2 separate regions of the Homo sapiens genome follow, and region 1 is linked to region 2. Evidence: chromatin loops called from intact Hi-C (ENCODE). Cell type or tissue: endothelial cell of umbilical vein. All regions are shown on one strand.

Region 1 (5,000 bases), 250 kb after region 2:
AATGTTAATTTCTTGGTTTTGACAAACGTGCTGTAGACGTGTAAGATGTTCATGTTAGGGAAACTGGGAAAAGGGTATGTGGGACTCTGGACTCCGCACGACTTTTCTATAAATCTAAAATGATTCCAAAGTAAGTTTAAAAATCTGTTAGCTAGCATACTGTTGATAGCCACTTATCACAGAAAAGGTGAGCGGATTTGAATTGCTTGATTATTGTAAAATAAAAGTGATTAACCTCTACAGTGGCCAATGATTCTAACTACGTTGCCAATGAGAAACCCAGCACACAGGTGCCACAAAGGGTCTTCAAAGTCGCTCCTCTTCTCATGATAAATTATGTGAGGGTTCTGTTGTTTGAAGGTCTCATTTTAATCAAATTAACTGTATTAATTTCACTCTACCAATACAGTCTGATCCTACTTACTTTTCATATAAAATGGGACCACACTGGTGATATTGTGTGCCACCTAAACGGCCACATATCGCAGTAAACTAAAAGAAGCAAATGGATAGATACATTATTCTCCATCCTTTTATCTGGGGACCATAGAAAGTAAGATGAAGACACAAGAGCCAAACAACACAGGGGTAAAATTTCAAGCTCCTAAGCTGACTTACACATTTACCTACATGGAGTCACCAGCTGCAAAGCGGAGACCACGCAGAAACACGAAGCAAATCAAACATAGACTTGGTCAGCTCAGTGACGATGATGGCAGCAGAGGTTTTAAATGCGTGCAGTGTTTTCATTTATTTGTTTATTTTAAAATTTGGGGTAAAGTAGACATTACATAAAATGTACTGTTTTAACCATTTTAAAGTATACAATGAGAGTCATTAAGTACATTCACAGCACACATCCAACGGTTCTCTCTAGTTCCATAACTTTTTCATCTCCCCAAAAGGAAACTCTGTTCCCATTAATTCACTTCCCATTTCCCCTTTTCCCAGCTCTGGTACCCACTGCTCTGTGTTCTGTCTCTATGGATTTACCTGTTCTGGGTATTTCCTATAACTGGGTCTACAATGTTTTTACCAGTGTTTTTCAAAGTGTAGTTCTCACCATCAGCCTGGGAACCTCACCTGAAAAACGTGTTAGAATAAAATTTTCTTGATCTTAGTCTAGGTCTGCAGAATCAGAATTAGGGGTGTGGTGGCCTCTAGGAGTCTGAGATTTGGCATGCTCCCCAGGTGATCCTAATGCCCACTAAAGTGTGAGAAAATCTGAAATAGTTAGTCCTCTCCATCTTCTATTAACCTTGACACCGTGGATGGCCACTTTCCTGTGGGCTCAGCTGGCCAACTTGACAAATGAATTTACGATTGGGAATTAATTACTGAGGTTGACTCAATGTGTAACTTTTCCCAACAGAATGGCAATATGAATTGAGACATCTTCAAATACAGTTTTCAGACTGAAAGCTTTAGCTCTTCAGAGACTAAAATCCCCATGATGTTACCTTAGGACTGAGCTCCCTGTTCCCCAAACCCTGCACCAGGAGGTCTGAGCCACCTTAGGGAATGGACACACCCACTCCTAATCCCCAGAGCAATCTGACTTGCTCTCCAGCTCTAATTTCTGTGGGTGTAGGAGCAGTGGAAGGAGCTTGAATATTTGGGCTCTGAATAATAATTGGTTTCAAATTTGTTAGAAAACAAAAAGTCACTGCCTTAACCCAAATCAATGAACTCCTACTAGTCAGATTTCTGGCACTGTTATAGACCAGTGCGGGAGTCATTATGACATTAGGGTGACAGACAGGGCTGAGTCTAAGACTACTCTAGGGAACTTTGGGGATTGTAGCACATGCCCTAAGTTTCAGGGGTTCCCACAGGTAATGCATCTCTAAGTCAAGTCCATTGGGTAAGTCTGGTCGCTAACTCCTGAGCTCAGGTGAGCCTCCTGCCTCAGGCTCGCAAGTAACTGAGAATGCAGTCATACACCACCACACCTAATTTTTAAAAATATTTTTTTAGAGACGAGGTCTCACTATGTTGGTGGTCTCAGCTGAAGTGATCCCCCTGCACCAGTCTCCTGAATTACTGGAATTACGGCCATGCACCACTGTGCCCAGCTCCTCTTGCCCATTTCTGTTTTTTCTGTGATCCCCTTGCTCATTTTTTAAACATTTTTGTCTTTAGGTTTTTAGCCTGGTTTTATCTTCTTGCTCTACCTACCCTGTCCCTGGTTATCTTCTTGGCTTCTTCATCCCCAAATTTATCTCTGGCTGAGATTTCTCTCCTGAGGTTCAGGCCAACATACACAACTGCCAAGACATCCCCACATGGGGACTGGCAATAAACAGATGTATGTAAAAGACACAAGGAATAATTGTCCCATGCTTAGTGAAGGAGAGGGGAAAGAAAAGAGAGAGAAAAACATCAAACATTTCTCCAATGTTTCAAGCCTCAGCACCACCAATCCAAGAGAAAACCTAAGACAGAAACAAGAAGGAATATGAGTTTCGTTTCAGCCATAGTGAATTTTATATAAAGGTGAGCCTTGAAGGCAAAATTTTTCAGAACTCTTTTAGAGTTGTGGTTCTAAGATTCGGAACAGATAGCAAGACACTAAAAAAACAAACCAAGGAGATGACATTCCTAACCAACAATTTGGCCTAGGTGTTCTGTTCTATATACTATTATCCTTACATCCCTGGAAAACACAGCCAAATCCTTTCTTAGGTTTCAGACATACCTGACTGCCCTTTTCCCTGTGGGTCCATCTTCTAGTGTTAATTATTTTTACCATATTCCAAAGATATGATCAGCTAGCTCATAAAAGGACTATCTATGGCAGTATTCTTAAGACCTGAAGTTTGGGATGACCTATGAGCAAGCCCAGTATGTAGGAAGAAATTGAAGTGAAGAAACCCCTTGGAGGCACGATGGAGAAGCCGTCACATGTTGCTGTCAGTAACATGCCTACAGCAGGCAGCTCCAGGGACAGACAACAGGTGAGAGCAAACACCATATTCAGACCATTGACTTTTCTCCATCCTGTTGATATTCCTTCACCATCAGTAGTGAAGAGAAGAGAAATGCTGCTTGCAGAACTCACATTCTCTGAATAGGTGACTCACGAGCACAATGACTCACAGCTTATGTAGGGTTGCTTGGGTCCAAGTGTAACAGGCATCTGTGGCTGCAGTTCAGGAGCTAGTAGAGACAGAAGTCATACAGCATTGTCACCTCCGCCCTCAGCTCCATTGCCCCTGGCTGAGCTGAGGTTCCAAAACAACCCCCACCCTCTCCAGGTACTGCTTCTCCTTGCCTCCATCGATATGCACAGGAGCTTTCGTACGCAGTCAAGGGAGAATTTATTTTATTTTATTTTATTTTATTTTATTTTATTTTATTTTTTGTTAGAGATAGGGTCTCACTATGTTGCCCAGGCTGGACTGAAACTCCTGGGCCTAAGGAACCCTCCTGCCTCAGCCTCCCAAGTGGCTAGGACTGCAGGCACATGTTCACACAGTTGCAGTGTTTATATACAAAATTTTTGCTAAGATACGTTATTGCATCAGTTTTATAGAGACCTATTAGTTATGAGACTCCCTCACTTTTATAACTGTCAATGTTTTAGCTTATAATATGGGCAAGTGAAACTGCAAAAGCCCTTTTATTTAGCTGACAATAAAGCCTCTTAGTTTGGATTCCCTGGGTTTCGATTCCATGGCCCATAGTCATTTTATTCAACAGGTTCTTCTTGAGGGCACGGGGTGGAAAGTTCTGGACCTGCCTGGGGAGGTCAAGGTGAGAATGACAGATAAGGAACTGAAGAGAGAAAGCAGCAATGCAAAATCACAGGCTTTCCCAGAGTATTTGACATTTCATGCACGTAAATACATTTCACTTCATGTACATTAAAAGAAAAGGCCAGGCCAGGCACGGTGGCTCACGGCTGTAATACCAGCACTTTGGGAGGCTAAGGCAGGTGGATCAGGAGTTTGAGGTCAGCTTGGCCAACACGGTGAAACCTCGTCTCTACTAAAAATATGAAAAATTAGCTGGGTGTGGTGGCACGTGCCTTTAATCCCAGCTACTTGGGAAGCTGGGGTAGGATAATTGCTTGAACCCGGGAGGCAGAGGTTGCAGTGAGCTGAGATCGTGCCCCTGCACTCCAGCCTAGGTGACAGAGCAAGACTCCATCTCCAAAAAATAAAAATAAAAATGAAAAAAAAAATGAAAAGGCCAGTGAGTATGTGAAACATTATTTTTTAATTGCTAAAACATTATTCTTTATTGCTAAAAGCTAAGTCCATGTGGGCAGGGAGTTTGTCTCTGTATCCACAGCCCCAGAACCAGGCTTGGCATATTAGATGCTTCATAAATATTTGTTGAGTGAATAAATGAAATAATTTGCTAACAGTTAATTTATTGCATATCTTGGAGATATTAAAGCTACTTTAAACAGAAATTCCTTGCTTCACAATTTGCAGTTGCAAAAATGTGGAAGCAACCCAAATATCCATCAATCAAGGAATGGTAAAGAAACTGTGGTGTATATATGTGATGGAATACTACTCAGCCATAGAAAGGAATGAATTAATGGCATTCGCAGCAACCTGGATGGGATTGGAGACTATTATTCTAGGTGAAGTAACTCAGGAATGGAAAACCAAACATCGTATGTTCTCACTTAAAGGGGAAGCTAAGCTACAAGGGTGCAAAGGCATAAGAATGACACAATGGACTTTGGGGGCTCAGGGGGAAAGGGTGGGAAGGGGGTGAGGGATAAAATCAGGTTCAGTGTATATTGTTCGGGTGATGGGTGCACCAAAATCTCACAAATCACCACTGAAGAACTTACTCATGTAACCAAATACCACCTGTTCCCCAAAAACCTATGGGGAAAAAAAAAGTCCTAGCTTCAGGTTTTCTATTTGTAAGAGTGTTTTGTAAAACTGGCTTTGGGAAGTGCATCAATTCTTTTCTGCCACCAGAGGGAGACAGAGTGCATTCAGGAATCAAGTTTTTAAGGCGCTATTTTTCAAAGA
Region 2 (5,000 bases):
TCTTAACTCTGTGTATCTAGTACTTTGATCAGAATTAAATATAATGTTATAAGTTCTGGAGATCTGTTCTACAGAATGATGACTACAGTTAATAATAATGTATACTTGAAAATTGCTAAGAGAGATTTTTTGCTTTTATTATTATTTTTAATTGACACAAGAATTGTACATATTTTTGGGGTACAGTATAATATTTTTATACAATGTGCAATGATCCAATCAGGGTAATTAGCATCTCCACCACCTCAAACATTTATCTTTTCTTTGTTCTGGGAGCATTCAAAATGCACTCTTCTAGCTATTTGAAAATATATAATAAATTGTCATAAATTATCATCACCCTATAATGCTAAAGAACACTAGAACTACTCCTCCTATTTAGCTGTTTTGTTTTTTTTTCCAGTCCGGGTCTCACTCTGCCCCCCAGGCTAAAGTGCAGTGGTGCAATCACAACTCACTGTAGCCTTGACCTCTCGGGCCCAAGTGATCCTCCCACCTCAGCCTCCAGAGTAGCTGGGACCGCAGGCATGCACCAACATGCCTGGTTAATTTTTTAAATTTTTTAAAGAGATGGGGTCTCCCTATGTTGCACAGGCTGGTCTCAAACTCCTGAGTTCAAGTGATCCTCCCACCTCAGTCTCCTAAAGTGCTAGGATTATAGGTGTGAGCCACCAAACTCAGCCATGTACTCATGTATCTGTTAACCTGTTAGCCAACCTTTGGCTACCCCCTCCCCCTTACCCTTCCTCGCCTCTAGTAAACACTATTCTAAGCCAATAGATCTTAAATATTCTTACCACAATAATAATAATAATAATAAAAGTATGTGAAGTGATGAAAATGTTAATTAACTTGATTTAATCATTTCATAATGTATGCATATATCAAAACATCACATTGAACACTGTAAATATACACAATTTTTATCAATTATACTTTAATAAAGATGGAGGAAGAATTGAATATAACATTAAAACAAAAAACAATTGCAGGCCGAGCGCAGTGGCTCACGCCTGTAATCCCAACACTTTGGGAGGCCGAGGCGGGCGGATCACCTGAGGTCAGGAGTTCAAGACCAGCCTAGCCAACATGGTGAAACCCCATCTCTATGAAAAATGCAAAAATTATCTGGGTGTGGTGGCGCACGTCTGTAATCCTAGCTACTCCGGAGGCTGAGGCAGGAGAATTTGCAGTAAGCCGAGTTTGCGCCACTGCACTCTAACTGGGCAACAGAGTGAGACTCTGTTTAAACACACACACACACACACACACACACACACACACACACAACCATCAACAACAACAACAAAAATTGCAAAACCTAAAGAAAGTCTTTAATCTAGTCCAGACCAGCCTTTTACAGATGAGGTCACTGAAGTGCAAAGAGGTGAACTGACTTGTCTAATCTTACACAGCAAGTCGCCGGCAGAACTTGACCTGAAATCCAAAGCCAAGCATTTTCTATTACCTCCAGGCTTTTCAGTCCAGCCCTCCCGGGGGCTCTGCTTTGGGGATTGGTATTGGTGACAAAGGGAATAGACTGGAACATGCATAGAGCTCTCCATTTAGATTGACATTTTCACACTGTGCCAGGTCGTCGGCAAGAAACAGTGCAAGCTCCAAGATTGCTCGCCCCGACCCTTTTCCTCCTCCCCAACCTCTCTCATAACCAACTTCAGCTAAAAGGTCTGAGAAGAAAAGGGAATCTTAGATGACTCTCACTAGGGTGTAAATGACTCCCACCATGATTTTTATTTTATTGAGTCATAACTCCAAAAGCAGTTTGATAGATAGGATGTCAGGCAGTAGGATGAAGACAGATGGGGAAACTGCCTAGGCTCATGAAGAAGGTGAAGGCACTGAGGCCCTGAGTAATTTCATAAAGAACACCTTAGAAAATGTCCAGCACCGTGGTTTCTTACCTTCACTTAGCACTCACAAGGCCCCACATTCTGACAGATTTTGTTTATCAGACAAATTGCACTCAGTCGGGCTTTTTTCATTTTCCTCAGAGAGTTCTCAGGTTGCACAGAATTGAGATAATCTCCCTGCCTCACCGTCTCCCCCACGAAGACACTCCATGTTTTTGTTTGCAATACAGTCTTTTATGGATCAATGTAAGATTTTCATGGTGTTCTTTGCATTTTGCAAGTATTGCTCAAACTGGAGACCCAAAAAGAGCACTACCTTTAGAGTCAAAGACCCCTAGGTTCCAATTTCAGCTGAGATACTGTGAGCACATCACTAGCCCACTCTGATCCTATATCCCGGTTGTATAATCACCTATTTCCCATCAATTGCGAGGCTGGAGATAAAAGTGCCTACTCTGCCCAGTACACAATAGGAGCTCAGTAAACTTAAGTTCTCTTGCTTACCCACTATCCTAATGTATTAGGGGAAAGACAGAGATGTGGGGAATGGCACCTGGGAGGTTCCAGCTGTATGCTTCACAATGCTACCAATGAAAATTCTGAATTAGGCTTCAGTTTCCTCTCTACAAAATGAGACAGGACAGGAGTGGGTAGGAAGAGGAAGAGCTTGGCTTTGTTGGTTTAAGCTGGGCCCGTCTGATTCCGTAACGCAGGCTTCACTGCGGGGTCCAGCCCATTCCCCACCCAGGGCTTCGGGTGCTCTGAATGTCTTTTGGTCAACTCCAAGGCTGCCCAGGATCAGGGTGGGGAGGCAGGGTGGTGGGTAGTGGGGTAGAGAGAAGCAGTTCCCCCACATAACCTGCAGGTGGCACCAGAGCAACGTGGGAGCCGAGGGTTCCGCTGTAGCCTTCCTGGAGACTCACCCAGGCAGGGCGAGGTAGGGCGAGGCAGAGGTGGTGCACACCGTTCAGCTGGGCAGCGGCCTGAGCGCGCCTGCGGATCAGTCCACACCGTTTGAAATCGACACATGGGTCTTCTGGCTAATTTGCTCTCTTTGGCAGGGTGATCATATGATTTATCATCCAAATCCGGACATTCGGAGAGTGCAAGGGGCACTGTTATAATTGCACCGGGACAGCAGACATAACCTTACGTGTACTTTGCAAACCAGAACATATGGTCACCCCACCCTCTGGTCACTTCTTCTTCCTTGTTTCCATTCTTTCTTTTATTTTTTTTTTCTTTTAAAACACACAGCATTCTTTTCCCCGAGCACCATTGTCTTTGAAAATGCCTTTGCCGGCCGGGCGCGGTGGGTCACGCCTGTAATCCCAGCACTTTGGGAGGCCGAGGCAGGTGGATCACGAGGTCAGGAGTTCAAGACCAGCCTGGCCAAGACGGTGAAACCCCGTCTCTACTAAAAATACAAAAAATTAGCTGGGCATGGTGGTGGGCGCCTGTAATCCCAGCTACTCGGGAGGCTGAGGCAGGGAATTGCTTGAACCCAGGAGGCAAAGGTTGCAGTGAGCCAAGATCGCGCCACTGCACTCCAGCCTGGGCAACAGAGCAAAACTCCGTCTCAAAAAAAAGAAAAAAAGAAAAAAGCCTTTACCTTCGGGATATTTTCGACCATGCAACATCTACTTTTGCATCTTGAGTCTGAACAGTCTCTCTGAAGCCATCCCAAAGGCTGGTTTTAGCTTCCAGACAGAAGACTCTGTTCGCTGGCTTACCATCTCCATGACGCAAGAATTAAAGATGTCTGACGTGGAACAGTGACCCTTCTCTCAACTTTGGTGCCCCTTTGCTAAATTTATTCCTGTAATTTTGTTCTGAGTGCTCATGTCCTTTATCTCTTTTAATTTACGTATATTAGTTTATTGAATTGCAAGTAGACAAGCCCCATTAAGCAAGATTCTTATATTTCCAAGACCATCCCATTACTCCATTCAACCCCGAATTAGCGTGCCATTTATCCCCTTGTTTCTGAACCCTCTTCACTTAATAGTCTCATAAACATCCATCCATTGCAAAAAGGACTCAAACTATTCTCGCTTCCATTTTTAGTTGATTCATTGCTATCCAAGTAATAATTTGTCTGGGGGAGTCATTAGTAGAGAATTGTGCCCTTAAATTTATTTTTATAGTTGGATTCTGCTAGTTAATATCTCTCTCTCTCTCTGTCATTCTCACATTACAACAAATGACTATGTCTTAACCTAAAATCTAGGTTAGAAATTTGATCTTATCTGAATAAGATATTAATAGATAATATGAGATTTTTTTAATTTACTGAAACTTTTCTCAGCTAAAAATGATCGTCACAAATATGTATGTAAGCAATTGGAAAATTGGGATGTAAATATATCAACTCTTAAAATATCATGTTTGGAGACAGGATTTTCCTTTTTTTTTTTCTTTTTTAATAAAGTAAATTTGCTATGGTTGGAATGCTTGTGTGTCCTCCAAAATTCATGTTGAAACTCACACCCCAGTGTGATAGTATTAAGAAGTGGAGTCTTTTTTTTTTTTTTTTGAGATGGAGTCTTGCTCTGTTTACAGGCTGCTGGAGTGCAGTGGCATGATTTCGACTCACTGCAACCTCTGCCTCCCGGGTTCAAGCAATTCCCCTGCCTCAGCCTCCCGAGTAGCTGGGACTACAGGTGTGCCATGCCCAGCTGATTTTTTGTATTTTAGTAGAGACGGGGTTTCACCATGTTGGCCAGGATGGTCTCAATCTCCTGACCTCATGATCTGCCCGCCTTGGCCTCCCAAAGTGTTGGGATTACAGGTAGCGTCTTTAGGAGATAATTAAGTCGTGAGGGAAGAGCCCCCTCATGAATGGGATAGTGACCTTATGAAAGGGCTTGAGGGAGCTGCCTAGCTCGGTTTCCTTCTTTTGCTTTTCTGTCCTTTCCACCATGTTGGGACACAGCATTCCTCATCTCTGGAAGACTCAGCATTTAAAGTGCCATCTTGGAAGCAGAGAGCAGCCCTCACTAGACTACAAATTTGCTGGCACCTTGATCTTGGACTTCCCACCCACCAGAACTGTGAGAAATAAATTTTTGTCCTTTACACATTACCCAGTCTCAGATATTTTGTTATAGCAGCACGAATGGACTAAGA

Evidence for each region. Peaks named below come from ENCODE experiments on the same cell type or tissue, not always from the same donor. Only the 100,000 strongest peaks of a DNase experiment are listed, where the experiment ranks them.
Region 1: it touches region 2 in a loop (10-fold over the local background); 6 of 110 quality-filtered maps call a loop at or near these places.

What each region holds. Positions count from the first base shown.
Region 1 is chr10:30,635,187-30,640,186 of GRCh38, forward strand. No RefSeq gene overlaps it. Among named protein-coding and RNA genes, the nearest start is that of LYZL2, 7.9 kb to the left of the region's middle. In endothelial cell of umbilical vein, a CTCF peak has its summit at 4,952 (motif pointing right); DNase peaks (open chromatin) are centred at 3,085 and 4,975; H3K27ac peaks cover 18 bases; H3K27me3 peaks cover 300 bases.
Region 2 is chr10:30,389,944-30,394,943 of GRCh38, forward strand. No RefSeq gene overlaps it. Among named protein-coding and RNA genes, the nearest start is that of MIR7162, 24 kb to the left of the region's middle. In endothelial cell of umbilical vein, a CTCF peak has its summit at 2,739 (motif pointing right); a DNase peak (open chromatin) is centred at 2,758; H3K27me3 peaks cover 391 bases.